Linked DNA regions of Homo sapiens: region 2 is linked to region 1. Evidence: read pairs that join two places in POLR2A ChIA-PET (ENCODE). Cell type or tissue: CD4-positive, alpha-beta T cell. All regions are shown on one strand. Links, peaks and the distances in the headings refer to the core of each region. The heading gives the core; the rest is flanking DNA. Region 1 has its middle 27 kb from the start of TRD-AS1. Region 2 overlaps LOC105370406 (a long non-coding RNA gene).

Region 1 (10,921 bases), core at 3,282-8,281:
AAGAAGGAAGCTGGGGCCGGGCACGGTGGCTCACGCCTGTAATCCCAGCACTTTGGGAGGCCGAGGCGGGTGGATCACGAGGTCAGGAGTTCGAGACCATCCTGGCTAACACAGTGAAACCCCGTCTCTACTAAAAAAAAATACAAAAAATTAGCCAGGCGTGGCGGGCGCCTGTAGTCCCAACTACTACAGAGGCTGAGGCAGGAGAATGGCGTGAACCTGGGAGGTGGAGTTTGTGCCACTGCTGAGATCGCGCCACTGCACTCCAGCGTGCGCGACAGAGTGAGACTCCATCTCAAAAAAAGAAGAAGGAAGCTGGGAGCAGTGTCTCTCACCTGTAATCTCAGCATTTTGGAAGGCTGAGGCAGGAGGATCACTTGAGGCCAGGAGTTCAAGACCACCCTGGGCAACACAGTGAGACCCCCATCTCTACAAAAAATAAATAAATAAAATTTTTTTAAAAATAGCCAGGCATGGTAGCATGCACCTGTCATCCTAGCTACTGAAGAGGTTGAGGCAGGAGGATCACTTGTGCCCAGGAGGTCAAGGTTACAGTGAGCCAAGAACACACCACTGCACTCCAGCCTGGACAACAAAGTAAGATCCTGTCTCTAAAAATATATATTTAAAAATATAAAATAAATAAGTTAAAGAAGGAGGAAGGAGATGAAGAAAATTTGGCTTAGTAGGAAAGCGTTTTTGTACTGGGCAGAAACACTGTGTCAAACTGGGGCAAACAACCTCTTCTTTGGGACTGGAACGAGACTCACCGTTATTCCCTGTAAGTCCTTACCTCTTGACAAAAAAGCTCTTAGTCTGTAATGACAAGTTCTCACATCCCAGACACCTAATGAATTTCTAAATGAGCTTCCATGTGTTAAACTGATAAAACTCTCTAGGGAGAAGGTCACCCTTACCTTTGCGGCTCTAAATGTAAGACATGTTGTAAGAAAAATTGGGAACTGTTAATTGCAGTGCCAAAATGAAGACAGTGATTACAAATATTGGGCTAGTTTTAATGTTAGATTTATAAAATATAAGCCTTTCCAAAGAACCATCTCAGGGTGCATTTATTAGTTTGTGTCTATACAGCCCAATTGTCCAGTTACTTTGATTAATGTTGGTAGCTGATGCAGATATTTAGGGACTTCCTTGAGAAAACTTCTTTGTGCTCAAAATTGCATGAATTGAATGGCACATTACCTAAATAATTGCCAAATCTGTTTCACTTTGTGCTGTATAGACTCAGCCTAATAAAAACAAATGCTGTTGTGCTTTTTCCCAGTCTGTCTCCTCTCCACACAGAAAGTTTCCCTTTCTACTAAACAGCATCTCTTCACACGAAGAAAAGATGCCCAGCAAGCCATTTGACTTATTGCTGCTGCTAGTTTGCATTTATATGACTCCTTTCCTTAGAAGGGATGAAGACACTTTATACGACTTATTAGCTAAACAGATTGACAGCCTAATTAGGAAGAGAGAAACAGATTCTGAGTATCTTTTTGTGGCTGCTGTTCCTACCCCCTCGTGTAGAACATTTGGTCAGATGGCTCTTTGAGACAGAAATAAGACAGGGACGTGGTCTCTGCTTGTAGTGTGGGACGTCTCAGCTGCACCTAAGAGGTTGTCACAGGAGTACTAAATAGGTCAGGGCAACTGACACAGCCAGGAAAATTTCTTTCCCCTAGAACTTGTGTGTGCTCACCAAGCAAAGCGTGACTAATTTTGACATCCATTGTTAGTGTGTGTCTACCCTTCTTGCCTTTGTTTTCAGACCCTTCCTCTCTAGATCCTTTTCCTTCCATCTCCAACTCCTGTATGTAAATCCCTGCTCTCTCCTTTGAATTCCTGACTGCTATGCCCATGCCCAGCACCGGCACCCCCACGCACACTGCTGCCTGCCTCTGTAACCATCAGCTGTATTTCTGAGGACTTTCCTAGCTCCTTGAGTGATCCTCAAATGGCTCAGGGCCCTGAGGGAATCTTTGCTGAGGGTTGGCCCCAGCAGAGCCGCTGCAGAGGTAGAGGTGGCCACCAAGGGACACAGACTGCCTGCATGAAGGCTGGAGCTGGGCCCAGGATGAGGAAAAGCCTCAGGAAGGAGGGGCTGACACGAAATAAGGAATACCATGGCATTCATGAGATGTGCGTCTGAATCCTCTCTCTTGCCTGAGAAGCTTTAGCTTCCACCTTGAGACACAAAACATGTGGTTATGAAGAGATGACAAGGTTTTTGTAAAAGAATGAGCCATTGTGGATAGGCTTTGGGAATGTGCTGCATTGCGGGTCCGGCACTCAAGTGATTGTTTTACCACGTAAGTATATCTTTTCTCATTTCTGTGGGCTGTTATGTCCGTAAATCATATAGAACAGTTCTTCTTATGCACACACACACACACACACCCATTTTCCAGTCACTGAGGAGAAACAGTCTCTGGGTCTACCTACACAGCCAGTTTGACCATTAAGATGGTCAAATTCATTTTTCAAGATAATTTTAACTGGTTCCATTTAATGCTGCCAACAGCCAAGGGCATTAGCATGTCGTGGGAACCTAATCTATGTTCACTCACTGCTGTGGGAGGACAGTCATTTCTTCTTCTCCCCTGGCAGTCAGACTTCAGAATCCAGCTGACCTTTTCCATGCCTGTCTCTTCTGGCAGATTAAGTGGTTATTTCCACTAACTTTCTTGTGGAAAAACACACAAGACAGATATATTCTCCTTCAGTTTTTACTAAGAAAGTTTTGTGGTTATCATTTTGACAATAAACTTCAGCTAGCATAGTCCCTACTATTCATGTTAATAATATCTTGACTTGAACCATCATATTTTCCCCACATCATTCACAATGCATTTCAATGCTGTAACCCACTGCACCATCCCCAGCCCTTTTATCTTCACAACGTTCTCTAATAAGGTAAACAGGATCATACATCATCAAACATATGTCACAGACAGAAAAGCTGACACACAGACAAGTTAAATAATTTAAGTCAAACCAAAAAAAAATCATAACTGGGATTAGAGCTTGAGATTCCCTATTTTCTTACAGTGAACTGTCTTGAGCTGTCACTTAATGCATTGAAAACATAATAAGCACAGGCCATAGGCATTTTCAGAACATGAAACTTGACTGAAACAAAAACTGACTGTTTGATTGCTTTGGTGTTTTAAATGTATCCCCAAATCTCCTTTGCTATTGATAGTCATTTGGTGCCAGTGACAGGGAAGAGCAGAGGGGCTTAGGAGGTTTTTGTAGATCTCAGTATCACTGTGTCTTATAACACCGACAAGCTCATCTTTGGGACTGGGACCAGATTACAAGTCTTTCCAAGTAAGTACTAGAAACCAAGGAGCCATTTTGAAAAGGTGTTTTCTTTTTCTTTTTCTTTTTTTTTTAAATGAAGTTTTGCTCTTTGTTGCGCAGGCTGGAGTGCAGTGGCATGATCTCGGCTCACTACAACCTCCACCTCCCGGGTTCAAGCGATTCTCCTGTCTCAGCCTCCCGAGTAGCTGGGATTACAGGCACCTACCACCACGCCTGGCTAATTTTTGTATTTTTAGTAGAAACAGTGTTTCACCATGTTGGCCAGGCTGGTCTTGAACTCCTGACCTCAAGTGATCTGCCTGCCTCGGCCTGCCAAAGATTACAGGCCACTGCGCCCAGCCTTAAAAGGTGTTTTCTATAAACAGGAACGTTCTCACAGCACTGCAGGCCACCCTTACCAACTCCGAGCTCTGTAGGGGCCTTTAGCACCTATAGCTGCAGAACCTTCTATAAACCAATTAATCTATATGTGAACAATTTAACCTATATGTGAACACCATGGTACTGAGTAAAATCTTACCAGCAGTGAAAAGAAGGCACTAGAGCGTCAGATGCATTATGACTCTAAACAAATGATCTGTTTCCCTCTTTTGCATTTTTATTTAAAATATCAGGGAAGGTGAAGCAAGTTCAACTTCTCCAATTTGAAAACTGTTTCTGAATTATGCTTCCCTTGTATGCAGAGAGACCTAGATTGACTTTGGATGTTTAGTCATTCGATTTAATCAAATGTAATTAAATGAGCAAATAATCTCCAATAGCCAATATTCCTATGTTGTTTCATTGTTTTATGTGCTTTGCTCTAGACTTTTTGTCTGGGCTTTGTCTCTAATAGGATCCCCGGAAGGACAGTGAAGGTTTTTGTTAAGGTTTTTGTGTCTGTGTGGATAGCAACTATCAGTTAATCTGGGGCGCTGGGACCAAGCTAATTATAAAGCCAGGTAAGTCTCAGAGATGTGACTGCACGGGAGAGGAGACACTAGTTGAATAATGCACAAAGTGTAGCATGCAGATTATATTTTTAAGAACAAGTCAGCCTGCTGGAGACAATGCACTCAACCCAAATGGGGTCTCCACTCCCAGTGAGAAGCATGTCAGCCGCTAACTCTTTTGTTTGGTCTAGTAGCTTCCGGAATGAATAATGCTTAAGTAGCCCTCTAAGAGAGCAGAGCCAGGTTGTTAGGGAATATCTAATTCCCTCTGATATGGTTAAAACTCTTTGCCAAGGGCAGAACCAGCCTCATTCCATTGGAAGAGCAAATTCAGAGAAAAAGGAAAGGGTCACACAGCCAAAGACGGTAAAATGTTCAAAGGTGAAAAATAGCCAAGTCTGCAGCTCTCCTGACATCCTTGCCTCAGGCTGCTGTCCCACGTGGAGAGCAGATGCCTGCAAAGCTCTCGGTCACTTGCTGGAGTCACTCAGGGTTCTGGGCCTTGGGATGTAACTTAAATGACAGTGTCAGGGCACTGTCAGAGGAATATGAAGGCTGCAGCGATGCCTGCAAGTCAGCTTTTGCTACACTGGGACTGAGGTGTTCTAAGCCTGGAAAGACACAAAGCTGTCCTCATCCCAACCTGCCGTGCCCCTCCTTGAGGGTTAGTGTAAGGCTCTGAAGGACTGTGTGAATTATGGTGGTGCTACAAACAAGCTCATCTTTGGAACTGGCACTCTGCTTGCTGTCCAGCCAAGTACGTAAGTAGTGGCATGTGTCAGGTGGATTCTGTGTCCATGGCAAGTAGGAAGCGACAGCCACCCTTAGGTGGAAAGGATGGCTGAAGGTTGACTTTGTTCACTGCTGTCATCTCTTATCTGCCGTGATATAGCAGGCTGTCAAAATTCCCATTCTCCTGGATGGCACACCACAGTCAGGGGAGGGGAAACATGCTAATTTTATGATAAACCCCAGGGGAGAAAAAGACTACTGTGGGAAAATTTAGTTGAGAAAATCAAATTGTTCTCAACTAAATGCTGCAGGCTTTATGCTTCTGTGAACCCAGTTTCCCAGTTATTCATTGACCCTGAACATACGTTTACCTGTGCAAATACAATCTCTCCTAACCTATTTATACAATTATGTGTCTGCCGGTCCAAATGCCTTCTTCTATAGGCCATGTTTTTATTTCTCTTCCAAAAGAGACTCCAGAGCCATCCTTGGGAAGAGTGCTGAGAAGTCAGGCAGGCCTAACTCCCAGGGGTCAGGGAGGGGAAAGAGAAGGCTAAGGGTAACTTAGCTCAGTACTAGAACTGTGATCCACGTATCTGTCACTCTATTTCCTACGTTTGCTTCCCTTTTGTTTTCTCTAGAATAAGTTCTTTTTGTTTGCTCTGGACACCCACTGCTCCCAGGATGAAAGGAGAGAAATGAGATCAGTTTTGAACACTTCCTCTTGAAATATAAAGAATCAACAAGTTACAGTCATGTTGGGGACTTCTTCTCTCTCCAAGCTTAAATTTCTATTACGTAAGCCTTACTTTTAACCAAGAAAGTTAGTGACATGGTATCACTGTCTGGGATGCTCACCCCTCTCTCTTTTCTCCAGATACTCCGTGTATACTAAAGCTCAGCCAATGCTCAGCTTTGTGATAAAGGAGCTGTTGTGTGTCTTTATCTCTGCCTTTAGGATACAGTCTTTTTTATAACAGAAAGTGTTCACTTCTCCCATTTATTTCATGGCTGGACTCTCTACCCCTTCCTGGCTGAAACAGCATATGGGTCCATGGTGGAACTTCTTTGGGAAAAAAAAAAAATAGAACTGTTTGACTTTTGCCACTCTTCCCTCATGAAATGTTTTTTAGGCTATCAAATAAGCATTATTACACATTGAGAAGGCTTTGAAAAAACTTGATCACTGAGTCTGGAGGTGAGCTGGGATGGCTCTGTAGCTGGAAAATATCCCTGTGGGTGTAGGAATGTACCGTCCCTTCAAACTTGTGTGTTTAGGGCTGAGCTCACACATACGACAGCAAGAGTTGTTAACAAATTAGATTCAGCTTTGGCAGTTTTATGCCTAGAAATGCAAAAGAATTTTAAAAGCTCATAAGTTTGGCATTTTTAAAGGAGACATTGTTTGCTTTATGTTGCAGAGCCAATTTTTCTTCCTATCATAAAAGGCCAGAAACACAGAGAAAGCAAAAAAAAAAAAGGAAAAAAAAAAAAAACACAAGGAGAGTCTAACTGCCCCCTCACCACAGTGCTATGTGTTTGGTAGGGTTTTACTATGGGTTTCAGTAAAGGCAGGAAGTGCTGTGGGAATAACAATGCCAGACTCATGTTTGGAGATGGAACTCAGCTGGTGGTGAAGCCCAGTAAGTGGCCATGTTTTATTGATATTTGACCAAACAAATAAATCCCGTGAAGTTAGTGGAGATTTAATTTAATATGTAAACAAATCTACTTCTTGAAAAATGACTTTTGTGAATACATGAAACACTCGTGATTATTGAGACTAGAGCAATAATGATAAATAAAGGCAAAATGAGACCACCCCAAATCACCTTTAACATTGTGGCTTAGCCCTCTTTCTTCTAGAGAGATATGGGGCCATGAGCTATTTACAGCCGCAGTATCTCTTAAACTATGTTCTGCAATGACTTGTGTGTTTACTCTGATTTTAGCCACAGAATTTGTTTTCCATTCTATTAAAAATGAGAATCTATCTCATTTTAAATGCTACTAATATTTATAAGGTACCTTCTTTGTCTCTTGTACCTGCATATATATTCATTTCAAAAAGATCTCATAAGAAACCCAAACATTGTCGCATTTTGACAAATGTCCACATCTAGTCCCGTAATGTCAAATTTCACTAAAAACACAGCCTGACTATGCAAATGCAGTGGAAGAAAAAAACAATTCAGAAATGGATTGACACTCCCAGGTGGCTTTATAAACACCTAAAAGGAAATCCAGAGTGAAATAAAATGGCAGGTATGATAACACGATTTTTTTTTAATGATCAATTCCTCCATGGGGAATAAAAGTTTTTAAACTTACCTCCTTGAAAAGGAGGGAAATAGGAGTTCAGGAGCCTGGCATTCCCAGGTGTGCTCCTGGGGTGTCTGTTTCTCCACATTGCCATTTTGGAGACAATAGGACCCATCCAAATGTCCAACCAAAAAACTAATATTAAGAGGCTGGAGTCACCACATTGACTGTCTGTTATTAAACCCTATAACAGGTTATAATTAAGATTATGGAATGACTAACCCAAGGAGCTTTAAAATAGGATAGCCTAGTTTTAAACGGTTCAGCCTTGGGAAATGCTGGAAGACAAGGAAATGAGATAGATGACTCCATAGGTTTGTTTTACGTCTGGTGAACATATCCATCCCATGTTAATTTTTTTTAACGACTATGATAAAGAGCTTCTTTGGGGTCAGGTAGAACCCAAAGGAGGAAGAGAAAATGGGACTTGGTTCTTTAAGTGTCAAACAAGGATCCAGCCAGGGTTGAGGGCAATGGCATAAGGCTTCCCTCTCTTGGTGGTGAGAGACCACATCCATGGACTGTGGAAGGAGAACATTTTCTAAAAGACGGGGATCCCTTGGGCTAAAATGAATGATGCTCATGACCCCCAGCTAGGGCAGGGCTATAATGAGTACAGCAAACATAAGGCAAGGTATCCTCAGAATTTGGTGACAGGGCAAATTCTAGAACTTAAGGCTTAGAGCCAGGGTGAAGGGAAGACTCTGTAATGCAGTTCCTTCTCAGGTGGAAATCCAGATATGTGCCCTAAGTGACCTATTCCTGCCCCATTTTTGTTTGGGCTCTGAAAAGTGGATTCCTAGCTCAGTGGCTGTCTGCCAGGTATCTTTTGCCTTCAGTAACAGAATTATGTTTGATATTGGAAAGGAGTTTGTTGTATTGTTGGCTTTATAATTCACTCTCAGTGTCAAATGAGGTCATTCAACTTCCTCTCGCACATTTGCAATAAGCAGCATGAAATTCAAGCAGAACAACTAGAAGACACAGAGAAAGATGGCTGAGCTGATAATGAGGCCTGTTTATTACAGGAGAAGAGACAATATAGGAATCTGTTAAGTCCCATGAGGTTGAAATATCCACCAAAAAATATGCAGCTGTCCCCCAAAAAAAAGTCACTAGGAGTTTTTGTTATGGTCCCAATCACAGTGTGAACAGAGATGACAAGATCATCTTTGGAAAAGGGACACGACTTCATATTCTCCCCAGTAAGTGCTGTTTATGTGATTTTCTGACATTAACTCCCACTGAGTTCAAACTGCTGAGAGTGTTCAGTAGGAAAGTTTCTAAGACATGTGGGTGGCCTGTAGGTCCTGGGCTCTTCTCTTGCAGAGGTCCAGTCCTCAGCCTTTCCACAGCTGAGCCAAATACCAAATTCTCCCCTCCAGGGCTGGAAAAGTTGCTACCAGTCCTCTGCTACCCAAATATAAATTATTTTTTTATTGTTTATTAAGAAGAGTAAAAGAATCGTGACACTTTGTCCAGAACCTATTTTCCAGTCTTTTCCCCCAGGCTTGTCCCTGGTAACCTCTGTTTGGACTCATTGTTAAGCCCAGCGTGATTTTTGGCTCCAACTAAATTGATTTTGGAAATGACTCCAGCATACCTATGACCCCTCTCCTTCCACCCTCCATAAAAGATTTATTTTTCTTTATTTGGCCTCTGCTGAGATTCCTGGCTTTGATGCCCCAGGATCTCTCATTTCCCTTGTTCCAGGGATAAGTGAGAGATGACTTTTTAAAGAGCTACTTTCATCTTAGAGACAACAAAGAGAGTATGCCAGCAAGAGCAACATCTTGCATTGAGCCTTCTCACTCTATGCCATTTTCCAAATCTTTTTCTTTATTTAGGATAAGTGACCACTCCTTTTTATTTCTAGTACAGCAAAGAGTACATCATGATGTCAGAAACAGGGATTTCCTTTGGAATGTTTTTCACAGGCTAACAATAAGCTAGAAGTCTGCAAGCAATTCAGAAATGCATCCCTGAGCTACAACTCCATGTATGGAAGCTCATCAGCAGGGTAGACAGGCAAAGCAGAAACATTTTAATTATACCATACTTTGTAGAGATTGGGGGAGAAGTGGGCAAATGCGTGCTAAGGAAAAACAAAAACTATGGTTAAGTGGGGAGATTTCTAGATGGTTCTAACAGGGAAGAAGACCAACAAGAGGAAACTTCCAGGAAAACCACCAAGGCCAGGCATTCAGGGTTTTTGTTATGGAGGAAATCACTGTGGGAATTCAGGAAACACACCTCTTGTCTTTGGAAAGGGCACAAGACTTTCTGTGATTGCAAGTAAGTGTTTCTAGCCATCCTTGATTTTGATCAGCAATGGCTTCTTCCCTTGAATTATTTTTCAGTGTACCTAGAATGCTTTTGCCCCCAAGAAAGGTTTGGAAGGAGCTGGGTCATTAGCATTGCGCAGGAAAATTACAGGTTATTCTGTTATAATTCGAAAGCCAACTGGACAGTCATGAATGCACACAGATCTGGGCCCTGCATTGCACCCTGGCCTAGTTGCCTCCAGCTTGTTCTGACCGTAATCCTGGCCCAGTTTCCTCCTCTGATCCCAGGAGACAAAAGCCCTGGGCAGAGAACCAGACTACTTAGCCTGGGGGAAGCACAAAAAGGCTTGTCTGAGATCCATAAGCCTTTTTTTTTTTTCTTTTTCTTTTTTTTTTTTTTTTTTTTTTGAGACAGAGTCTCGCTCTGTCGCCCAGGCTGGAGTGCAGTGGTGCGATCTCGGCTCACTGCAAGCTCCGCCTCCCGGGTTCACACCATTCTCCTGCCTCAGCCTCCCTAGTAGCTGGGACTACAGGTGCTCACCACCACGTCCGGCTAATTTTTTGTATTTTTTTTTAGTAGAGACAGGGTTTCACCGCGTTGGCCAGGATGATCTCGATCTCCCGACCTCGTGATCCACCCGCCTCAGCCTCCCAAAGTGCTGGGATTACAGGCGTGAGCCACCGTGCCCAGCCCCAAAAGCCATTTTTAAATACATTGCAGGTTTCTATTTAATGTTGTTATTCATTTTGATTTGCCCAAGTAATACATTAAAATTTCTCATTGTAAACCATTCAAATTACAGATAAAGTCCAGGCACGGTGGCTCACACCTGTAATCCCAGCACTTTAGAAGGCTGAGGTGGGCAAATCACCTGAGGTCAGGAGTTTGAGACCAGTCTGGCCAACATGATGAAATCCCATCTCTACTAAAAATACGAAAAGTAGTCAATCGTGGTGGCAGGCACCTATAATCCCAGCTACTCAGGAGGCTGAGGCAGGATAATCACTTGAACCCGGGAGGTTGAGGTTGCCATGAGCCGAGATCGTGCCACTGCACTCCAGCCTGGGTGACAGAGTGAGACTCCATCTCAAAAAAAAAAAAAAAATTACAGATAAAACCAGCATTCACCTTGGCCACTTCCTTCAGTATCAGTTTCCTCCTCCCCAAAAGTGACCACTGAAACCAGCTTGGTGTGTTGTGATGAGTTTCTCTGTGGAATATGTTTATGTGAAATCCCATCTTCAACCAGGAAAGCTTGAGAGGGAAAGGGCTCAGACTGCAGTTTGCAGGATTTCAATTAGATATAAGGAACAGTTGAT
Region 2 (10,921 bases), core at 2,086-7,085, 700 kb after region 1:
CTTTATTGGCTTCTTAAGTCAAGTTTGATTCCTTATAGGAAAGTGCACCATTCCAGTCAAAGCCTTGGTAAAACTACCAGTTTCTTCAATTGTGTCCTGTTAAAAATGAAAACAGATTCTTATTGCACTTATGCAACTAACTGTATTGCCAAAAGTTAAGAAGCTCACAAATAGTTTTCAAATTCTGGAGAAAATCAATTACAGAGAAACAAATATGCTCCAAATTTTGTTCATGGGAGTATACTAAATTGTTGAAAGCTGTCAATAGCTCAAAAGAAAAGTTTTAAGACTCTGAAAAACAGAATAAAGGATCAGCAACATTTTAAGCAAAAAGTCAAAAAGATTAGTTCAGTCCATGCAGTTAATTCCTGTTCTGCTTGATATTCATGAACATTTTAGCTCTCCATGAGTCTTGAAAGTTTTTTCTCTATTCTGATGTCACAATCTCCAAAGCTATCAGAAATCTGCACTCAAGAGCACCTGTTATAGTTTAATAGCTGGTTATAAAACCATCTTCTAAAGAGAACCAAAACAAGGCAACAATTGTCTGTGGATGACAAAAAGTTTTAGGGCAGCCATAGTCAAAAACATAATTGACAAGGGAATTTGTTACCTCTGTGGCACACAGTAATTTTAACTTAACATAACAATTATTGTTATTGATAATGTACACTAAGTTATATTAGAATTATAAGTTTCTCATAATTTTGGAACACATACCAATAACATTTATACAAATACAGCTCAAAGAAACCAAATAACCATTTCATATTTGACAATGCTTCCTGTATAATTTTTATACCAAATAAGCCAAATTATATTATTTTTGGACTTTAGGGAATGTAATATCTTAAAGGAGTAATTAGGTTAGAACAAGACACAATTTATAATTTAATTTTGGAAAGTTTGTCAAATATAAAAGGTTTAAAACACTTGATATTACAAAATAGGATTTCAGGTCATTGTAAAGTCATCTGTTTAACCAAAGTGGTAATTCAAGGATTTCAAAAATAGTGAAAACCTTCATTTATTGAGAGAGGGGACTTAATTTTCTAAACCTGAAGCCCTAATAAAAACAGCATGGAGCCAATTCCACTTGCTTTTCCAAATTTTGTAAGCAATCTATAAAGTTTATTCTTGAGTATAAAATATAACTTCCATAAACCTTTTATAACCTTTATAAACTTTATTAAGGAGTTGGAGGCCGGGCACAGTAGCTCATGCCTGTAATCCCAGCACTTTGTGAGGCCGAGGTGGGTGGACTGCTTGAGGTCCGGAGTTCGAGACCAGCTTGACCAACATGGTGAAACCCTATCTCTACTAAAAATACAAAAATTAGCCAAGCGTGGTGGTGTGCACTTGTAATCCCAGCTATTCGGGAGTCTGAGGCAGGAGAACTGCTTGAACCCAAGAGGAGGAGCTTGCAGTGAGCCGAGATTGCGCAACTGCACTCTAGCCTGGGCAACAGAACAAGACCCTGTCTTAAAAAAAAAAAAAAAAAAGCAGTTGGTTAATGCTTCACAAAAAACTTGTTAATCTAATACAGGGGTCCATATACTGGTTTTTGCATCAGTGTGTTTTTGACACTAATGATTAATTTATAGAGAAACTAAACTTATTTATCTTTCCAAATCGGCCCTTACAATCTTTGATCTTATGTGCCCACCTCTTCCGTGATAGTCCCTGGGCCTTGAGGAGTTGAATAGCTTTAATTTCTTGCCCTGTGTCTCAGGAATGCATTTTATTTTGATTGGCATCTTCTACAGGGCCTAAAGATGAGGCTTTAATTGCTGTCAGTGTTTAGGCTGGGCGTGATGGCTCACGCCTGTAATCCCAGCACTTCGGGAGGCCGAGGCGGGTGGATCACGAGGTCAGGAGATCGAGACCACCCTGGCTTACACGGTGAAACCCTGTCTCTACTAAAAATACAAAAAATTAGCCGGGCATGGTGGTGGGCACCTGTAGTCCCAGCTACTCGAGAGGCTGAGGCAGGAGAATGGCGTGAACCTGGGAGGTGGAGGTTGCAGTGAGCCAAGATTGGTCACTGCACTCTAGCCTGGGCGACAGAGCGAGACCCTGTCTCAAAAAAAAAAAAAAAAAAAATTGCTGTGAGTGTTTAAAATTTAACAGGACTTGGTGTCCATTTTAGACCCAGGAGTTAAAGCCCTCTAACTCAATGTTACAAGGACTTTATTTTATTTCATTTTATTTTGTTTTTTAATTTTTCCATAGGTTTTTTGGGGAACAGGGAGTATTTGGTTACATAACTGAGTTCTTTAGTGGTGATTTGTGAGATTTTGGTGTACCCATCACCCAAGCAGTATACACTGCACCCTATTTGTAGTCTTTTATCTCTCATCCCCCCAACCCTCACCCCCAAGATCCCAAAGTCCCCAAAGTCCATTATATCATTCTTATGCCTGTGTATCTTTATAGCTTAGCTTCCACAGATCAGTGAGAACATATGATGTTTGGTTTTCCATTCCTGGGCTACTTCACTTACAATAATAGTCTCCAATCTCATCTACCACAATTTCTTTATCCACTTGTTGATTGATGGGCATTTGGGTTGGTTCCACGATTTTGCAATTGTGAATTGTGCTGCTATAAACATGTGCGTGCAAATATCTTTTTTGTATAATGACTTCTTTTCCTCTGGGTCTATACCCAGTAGTGGTATTGCTGGATCGAATGGTAGTTCTACTTTTAGTCCCCCTTTTTTTTTTTTTTGAGATGGAGCCTTGCTCTGTCACCCACGCTGGAGTGCAATGGCACGATCTTGGCTCACTGCAATCTCCACCTTCCGGGTTCAAGCAATTCTCATGCCTCAGCCTCTCAAGTAGCTGAGATTATAAGTGTGTGCCACCACACCTGGCTAATTTTGTATTTTTAGTAGAGATGGGGTTTCACCATGTTGGTCAGGCTGGTGTTGAACTCCTGACCTCATGTGATCCACCTGCCTTGGCCTCCCAAAGTGCTGGGATTACAGGCATGAGCCACCATGGTAGGCCTTACTTTAGTTATTTAAGGAATCTCCACACTGTTTTCCCTAGTGGCTGTACTAGTTTACATTACCACCAGTAGTGTAGAAGTGTTCTCTGATCACCGTATCCATGCCAACATCTACAGTTTTTTGATTTTTTGATTATAGCCATTCTTGCAGGAGTAAGGTGGTGTTGCATTGTGGTTTTGATTTGCATTTCCCTGATCACTAGTGATGCTGAGCATACGTTTGTTTGCCATTTGTATATCTTCTCTTGAGAATTGTCTATTCATGTCCTTAGCCCACTTTTTGATGGGATTGTTTGTTTTTTTCTTACTGATTTGTTTGAGTTCGTTGTAGATTCCGGATATTAGTCCTTTGTCAGATGGATAGATTGTGAAGATTTTCTCCCACTCTGTGGGTTGTCTGTTTACTCTGCTGACTGTTCCTTTTGCCGTGCAAAATAACTCTTTAGTTTAATTAAGTCCCAACTATTTATCTTTGTTTTTATTATATTTGCTTTTGGGTTCTTGGTCATGAAATCCTTGCCTAAGCCAATGTCTAGAAGCATTTTTCCAAAATTATCTTCTAGAGTTTTTATAGTTTCAGGTCTTAGATTTAAGTCCTTAATCCATCTTGAGTTGATTTTTGTATAAGGTGAGAGATGAGGATCTAGTTTCATTCTCCTACCTGTGGCTAGCCAATTATCCCAGCGCCATTTATTAAAAAGTGTCCTTTCCCCACTTTATGTTTTTGTTTGCTTTGTCAAAGCTCAGTTGGCTGTAAGTATTTGGTTTATTTCTGGATTCTCTATTCTGTTCCATTGGTGTATGTACCTATTTTTATACCAGTACCATGCTGTTTTGGTGACTATGACCTTATAGTATAGTTTGAAATCAGTTAGTGTGATACCTCCAGATTTGTCCTTTTTGCTTAGTCTTGCTTTGGCTATGCAGGCACTTTTTTCATTCCATATGAAGTTTAGAATTGTTTTTTCTAATTCTATGAAGAATGATGGTGGTATTTTGATGGGGATTGTGTTGTATTTTGATGGGGATTGTGTATGGTCATTTTCACAATATTGATTCTACCCATCCATGAGCATGGGGTATATTTTCATTTGTTTCTGTCGTCTATGATTTCTCTCAGCAGTGTTTTGTACTTTTCCTTGTAGAGGTCAACAAGGACTTTAAAAGCACGTATAGAAAGATACATGGATGAAATATCTTAGTTTAAAAAAAGTTTTAACTCAGTTTTTTTCCTAAGCAAACCAAAACTTAATAATAATATTTGGACTTTCTGGTTTGTCCTGAACATCCCTCCTTCTTAATCAACCAGTCATTTTTATTTTAGGACTAAACATTTACTATAAAAGATTCTTTCTCATATACAATTATTTCTCTTTAAGCTTTCTTACTACACACACAAAAAATCTCTTTATTTTTATAACTTTCTTTACTTCTGTTTTTTATTTCCTGGTTCCTTTTACCTTGTTTTATACAGAGCCTTTAAATGAGCTTGGAATTAGACAAAAATTTTTCTCTTTTTTTTAAAAAAAGGACACCCTTTTTTTTTTTTAAGCAAGAATGTTTTCCTACAATATATATTTATTGGAAAATACCCAAATAATAAAATACCTATTATTGAATTTAACTTTATTTCTAAATTGTGACCAGTTTGTCTGCAAGTATTTGTCCCATTACATTTACCTAATTATTTTATTTTAATTCTTTACCTAGATTATTTACGAAAACTGTGATAGTCATGATTTAAAACTATGAAGCTGCCATTGCAAGATTATAACTGAGACAGTGGAAAAAGTTTTGACCTAACTGACTCCATATTGCTCTTAACCTCCAAGCTGTCCTTGTTCATTCCTGGGCATGGGCTGAACTAACTTTGGGAAGGAACTGAGTTTATAGTTTAGCTTTGAAACAAAGACAATAACAGTCCTTTCCCAAAACAAACCTCCTTACTGTCTGTGGACCAGACTGTCTAAAGCCACAGGATTAGAAGTTATGGCAATCTTATTAAATTCAAAATGCAGCTATTTTTATTAAACCCATATCAATGTCTTATTTACTAAAAATTACACAAGCATAGATCATTCTGTTTTGGCCTGGGTTTATAGTTTTGTAACTTCTATGCCAAATTTTGACACCTTACATTATTTGGCAGGGTAAGTATGAAATTTGCTTGATTAATAATGCAAACAAAGTGTATGCTGGCAATTCTTTAGATATTTCTAATAGTACTTTACCAGTAATTTTAAAGCTAGTTTATTTATTAAAGATTTTACTTATTACATAAACCTGAAAAAGCATTTGACTAGTCTTTTTTTTTGAGACGGAGTCTTGCTCTGTCAGCCAGGCTGGAGTGCAGTGGCAGGATCTCATCTCACTGCAACCTCTGCCTCCTGGGTTCAAGCCATTCTCCTGCCTCAGCCTCCCCAGTAGCTGGGATTATAGGTGCACACCACCATGGCCAGCTAATTTTTGTATTTTTAGTAGATACAGGGTTTCACCACGTTGGCCAGGCTGGTCTTGAACTCCTGACCTCTTGATCCACCTGCTTTGGCCTCCCAAAGTGCTGGGATTACAGGCGTGAGCCACCGTGCCCGGCCTAGTCTTTTCTTTTTCAGTATCTGATTTACATGCTTGTATTTTTCTTTAAGCCAATTAGTTAGAGCTCTTTCATATATTTTTAGTAGTGAAACATTTTGTACACAACACATAAATATATATAAAGACGTATTAGGCATGCCGACAGCAGTACATTTTATACATTTATAAAGACCCTCACCCCCTTTTCTTTTTTCCTTTCTTAGACTGTCAAGATTCTTGATAACCTGTTTCACAAACCTAGGCAGTTGTCAGCTAAATAGCCTTAAATTTGCACATTAAAGGAAACAACTCAGGTGAAAATCAAATAGCAAAATTTACATCATAAGGTAGAGAGAGAAAAAATGTGGTGGTGCTAGAGGGAGACACTTTTATTTTTCTTTGAGTCAAATTAAACATAAAATTAAACTATACTCTGTCTTAAAAACCCAAGAGTAGCCTCTGTTGCAGTAACTATTTTAGCAAAACAAACAAACAAACAAAAAATCAGGTGAAAACAGAATTCAGATAACTGAGAAGAAAAAGAAAAACAAACTTTCGTTAAAAAAAAAAAGACAAGGTCTTAGAAGAGAAAAACAACAACAACAAACAAAAACATGAAGGCCTTTCAAATACAAACATGCACACATACACACACACATCTTGGGTGTGTTATCCTTTTAATTAAGCTGATTTTTAACCATTGAGCTGCTTAAAATTTTTTTTCTTTAAATCTTATTACCATATTTCAGCTAGGACAAAATGCTGCTATTTCAGAAGTACAGCCAACAACAAGAGTTAAGCGAAACTAACAATGATCACACAACATACGATTTCTGAGTGTTCTAAGTGTAAGTAGGAATTAACACCAGCTGGCTGGTAAATGCTAACTTTAGTCATTTAAAAGGAATTGGCAAGACAGAATCCCAAACCAGTTTCTTACCTAGTGATGGGTCTCAGGCTGTAGACTGCTCTCTACTATTCTAGAGGCAGGAAAAAAAACCTCATCTTCCCTGTTGGAAGCCAGCTCAAATTCCATAAAGGAGTTACCTGCCTTTCATCGTCATGGAAGGAGGAAAACTTGCCTTCCTGTTGGAAGCAAGTAAAACTACAAAAAACAAAAAGAAGAGTTGTACAGCAAAATAAACTTTAGATCTCCACCAAATTTGGGGAGATCAGGCATTCTCTGTAGAGGGTATTTTCAGACCTCAGCAAATTGTCCTATTAGTTTGAGCCATAGAGTTAGCTCATGCTGGTACCAAGCACAGATAGGAGATTTGTCAAAGGTCGGGGGCAACTCCACTCAGAATCCTCCCATGGTTACCAAAATGCGAATCCTGAAAATTTGAGACAGGTCTCAGTTAATTTAGAAAGTTTATTTTGCCAAGGTTGAGAACACGCCCCTCCATGACACAGCCTCAGGAAGTCCTGACAACATGTGCCCAAGGTGGTCGGGGTACAGCTTAGTTTTATACATTTTAGGAAGACATGAGACATCAATCAATATATGTAAGAATAACATTGGTTCAGTCTGGAAAGGTGGGACAACTTGAAGCAAAGGTAGGCAGACTCTAAGCGGAGAGGGGGCTTCCAGGTCACAGATAAATGAGACATTGCATTCTTTTGAGTTTCTGTTAGCCTTTCCAAAGGAGGCAATCAGATATGCATCTATATCAGTGAGTACAGGGGTGACTTTGAAGAGAATGGGAGGCAGGTTTGCCCTAAGCAGTTCCCAGCTTGACTATTCCCTTTAGCTTAGTGATTTGGGGGCCCCAAGATTTATTTCCTTTCACAATAAGGGCAACCTGGGCTCCTTGGAGAAATGGCTTTTAGAGCTGGGTCAAGGAAAGCACGAGATGAGTGTGGCACATTTCAAAAGACTTAGGAGTCAGCCGGATGTGGTGGCTCACACTTGTAATTCCAGCACATTGGACGAGAAGATCACTGGAGGCCAGGAGTTTGAGACCCTGTCCCTCCAAAAATAAATAAATACATAAATTAGTCCAGAGTGATGGTGTGTGCCTGTAGTTCTAGCTACCTGGAAGATTGGAGCTGGAGAATAACTTGAGCCCAGGAGTTCAAGACTGCAATGAGCTATGATCACACTGCACTCTAGAATGGGTGACAGAGTGAGATCCTATCTCTAAAAAAAATGACATAGGAGTCAATCTGAAAGTGCTCTTCCATGGCCAAAGCTGGAATAATTTGAGCAACAAAATAAGTAGCACAGTATTGTTACAGGAAAGGGGCCCAGACCCAGACCCCAAGAGAGAGTTCTTGGATCTCACTCAAGAAAGAACTCAGGGTGAGTCTGCAGTGCAAAGTGAAAGCAAGTTTATTAAGAAAGTAAAGGAATAAAAGAATGGCTACTTCACAGACAGAGCAGTCCCAAGGGCTGCTGGTTGCCGTTTTTTTTTTTTTTTTTTTGAGACGGAGTCTCACTCTGTCGCCCAGGCTGGAGTGCAATGGCGCGATCTCAGGTCACTGCAAGCTCTGCCTCCCAGGTTCACGCCATTCTCCTGACTCAGCCCCCTGAGTAGTTGGGACTACAGGTGCCCGCCACTACGCCTGGCTAATTTTTTGTATTTTTAGTAGAGACGGGGTTTCATCGTGTTAGCCGGGATGGTCTCGATCTCCTGACCTCGTGATCCGCCCGCCTTGGCCTCCCAGAGTGCTGGGATTACAGGCGTGAGCCACCGTGCCCGGCCTGGTTGCCCATGTTTATGGTTATGTATTGATGATATGCTAAACAAGGGGTGGATTATTCATGCCTCCCCTTTTTAGACCATATAAGATAACTTCCTGACGTTGCCATGGCATTTGTAAACTGTCATGGTGCTGGTGGGAGTGTAGCAGTAAGGACGACCAGAGGTCACTCTCGTAGCCATTTTGGTTTTGGTGGGTTTTGGCCGGTTCCTTTACCGCAACCTGTTTTACCAGCAAGGTCTTTATGACCTGTATTTTGTGCTGACCTATCTCATCCTGTGACTTAGAATGCCTTAACCATCTGGGAATGCAGCTCAGTAGGTTTCAGCCTCATTTTACCCAGCTCCTATTTAAGATGGAGTTGCTCTGGTTCACACACCTCTGACAGTATTAGATTATAATCCAATGTATAAAATGTGTAAAAGTATCTAATATTAGATATCCAATGTATAAAATATACATGCCTCCATACTGATATAAACAAATGATTGACTAAAAGACTAAATGGTGGAGTGGAAACAAATCTTTACAGAATACTTTGACTTCCAAATTTTAAATAATATATGTAGATACTTTTTCTTGCAGGAGGTAATGCTTAACCACTTTGAGGGTAGGCTGGATTGAGGGACTCTCTTTCAAAGAATAGATGGAAAGGGAAAAATAGTAACTTTACAGTGGAGAAACCTGGCAACCACTCTCTTAAACAACAACTCAAAATTAATATCATCAGTTAGATATATGGATATCATGTACCCCTGATACAACATGATGACAGGGCACTTTGCCTCTGTGATTCTTTTAAAACATCTATGACTGGCCCAGTGAGGTGACTCAAACCTGTAATCACAGCACTTTGGGAGGCCGAGGTGGGCTGATCACTTGAAGCCAGGAGTTTGAGACCAGCCTGGCCAACATGATGAAACCCTGTCTCTGTTAAAAATACAAAAATTAGCTGGCATGATGTGTGTGCCTGTAATCCCAGCTACTGGGGAGGCTGAGGCAGGAAAATTGCTTGAACCTGGAAGGTGGAGGTTGCAGGGAGCCAAGATTGCACCACTGCACTCCGCCTGGGCAATAGAGTGAGACTGTCTCAAAACACGAACAAACAAAATAAACAAATACCCCTATGACTAAGTTGAATCATGATACAAGCATCAGACAAGCCCAAACTGAGGGACATTCTACAAAACACATGACCCATTTTCCTTAAAACCGTCAAGCTCATGAAACACAATGAAAGATTGAGAAACCGTCTCTGACCAGAGAATGCTAATGAGACATGACAATGAAACGCAGTGCGGTATATAGGCTTGGACTGTAGAACAGAGAAAGGATATTAGTAGGAAAATGAGATTTGAACAAAGTCTGGAGTTTAGTTAATTATAATGTGCCAATGTTGGTTTCTCAGTTTTGACAAATATCACATAGAAATGTAGGATGGGGTGGGCGTGGTGGCTCACGCCTATAATCCCAGAACTTTGGGAGGCTGAGGCGGGTGGATCACGAGGTCAGGAGTTTGAGACCAGTCTTGCCAACATAGTGAAACCCCGTCTCTACTAAAAATGCAAAAAATTAGCTGGGTGTGGTGGTGTGAGCCTGTAATCCCAGCTACTCAGGAGGCTGAGGCAGGAGAATTGCATGAGCCCAGGAGGTGGAGGTTGCAGTGAGCCAGGATCACGCCATTGCCCTCCAGTCCAGGTGACAGTGTGAGACTCTGTCTCAAAAAAAAAAAAAAAAAAAGAAATGTAGGATGATAACATTAGGGAAAACTGAAACTGGGTGAAGGATATCCAGGAACTCTCTGTACTACCTTTGCAAACTTTCCTGTAAATCTAAAATTATTCCAAAATAAAAAGCTATTTTACAAAAAGATAATGAATAAGATAATGTTATAAACAGTGTTAAAGCAACAAATTCACTTTGGGAGGCCAAGGTGGACAGATCACGAGGTCAGGACTTCGAGACCAGACTGGCCAACATAGTGAAACCCCGTCTCTACTGAAAATAAAAAAATTAGCTGGTCGTGATGGCGTACGCCTGTAATCCCAGCTACCTGGGAGGCTGAGGCAGGAGAATTGCTTGAATCTGGGAGGTGAAAGTTGTGGTGAGCTGAGATTGCACCACTGCCCTCCAGCCTGGGCAACAGAGTGAGACTCTGTCTCAAAAAAAAAAAGAAAGAAAAAGCAACAAATTGAACAACTTAGATAAAAATGGACGAACTCCTTGAAAGACATAAACTACTAAAACACAGGCAAGATGAATAGATAACCTAAATATCTCTATACCTATTAATATAATTGAATTTGTAGCTAAAAATCTTCCCACAAAGAAAACTCCAGGCTTAGATGGCTTCACTGGTAAGTTCTACCAAACATTTAAGAAAAAAATAATGCCAATTCTACACAAATACTCCCCAAAAGTTAAAGAGAAAGGAATAGTTCCCCAATGATTCTTAGAGGTCAGCATTATTCAGATACCAAAATCATACAAAGATCGTACCAGAAAACTAAAGACCAGTTCCTCTCACGAACATAAATGCAGCAAATAAAATCAAACAATGCATAAAAAGGATAATACGTCATGAACAAATTTATCCCAGGAACACATAATTGATTTAACATTCAAAAACAAT

What was found. Peaks named below come from ENCODE experiments on the same cell type or tissue, not always from the same donor. Only the 100,000 strongest peaks of a DNase experiment are listed, where the experiment ranks them.
Region 2: POLR2A ChIA-PET joins it to region 1 with 5 read pairs; 2 of 35 experiments call an interaction of 5 or more read pairs at or near these places.

What each region holds. Positions count from the first base shown.
Region 1 is chr14:22,504,388-22,515,308 of GRCh38, forward strand. It overlaps TRA, TRAJ36, TRAJ35, TRAJ34, TRAJ33 and TRAJ32, and 3 more genes. Among named protein-coding and RNA genes, the nearest start is that of TRD-AS1, 27 kb to the left of the region's middle. RefSeq lists enhancers at 4,573-4,652, 5,383-5,732, 5,923-6,072. In CD4-positive, alpha-beta T cell, for the core only: no CTCF peak of the experiment used is centred there; DNase peaks (open chromatin) are centred at 5,804 and 8,234; H3K4me3 peaks cover 5,000 bases; H3K27ac peaks cover 5,000 bases.
Region 2 is chr14:23,200,767-23,211,687 of GRCh38, forward strand. It overlaps LOC105370406 (a long non-coding RNA gene), which reads right to left. Exons shown (of 4, transcript XR_943606.3): 2 at 6,527-6,691; 3 at 1-96. It also overlaps a transcript of RNF212B not described here. Among named protein-coding and RNA genes, the nearest start is that of SLC7A8, 23 kb to the left of the region's middle. RefSeq lists an enhancer at 5,630-6,235. In CD4-positive, alpha-beta T cell, for the core only: no CTCF peak of the experiment used is centred there; no DNase peak of the experiment used is centred there.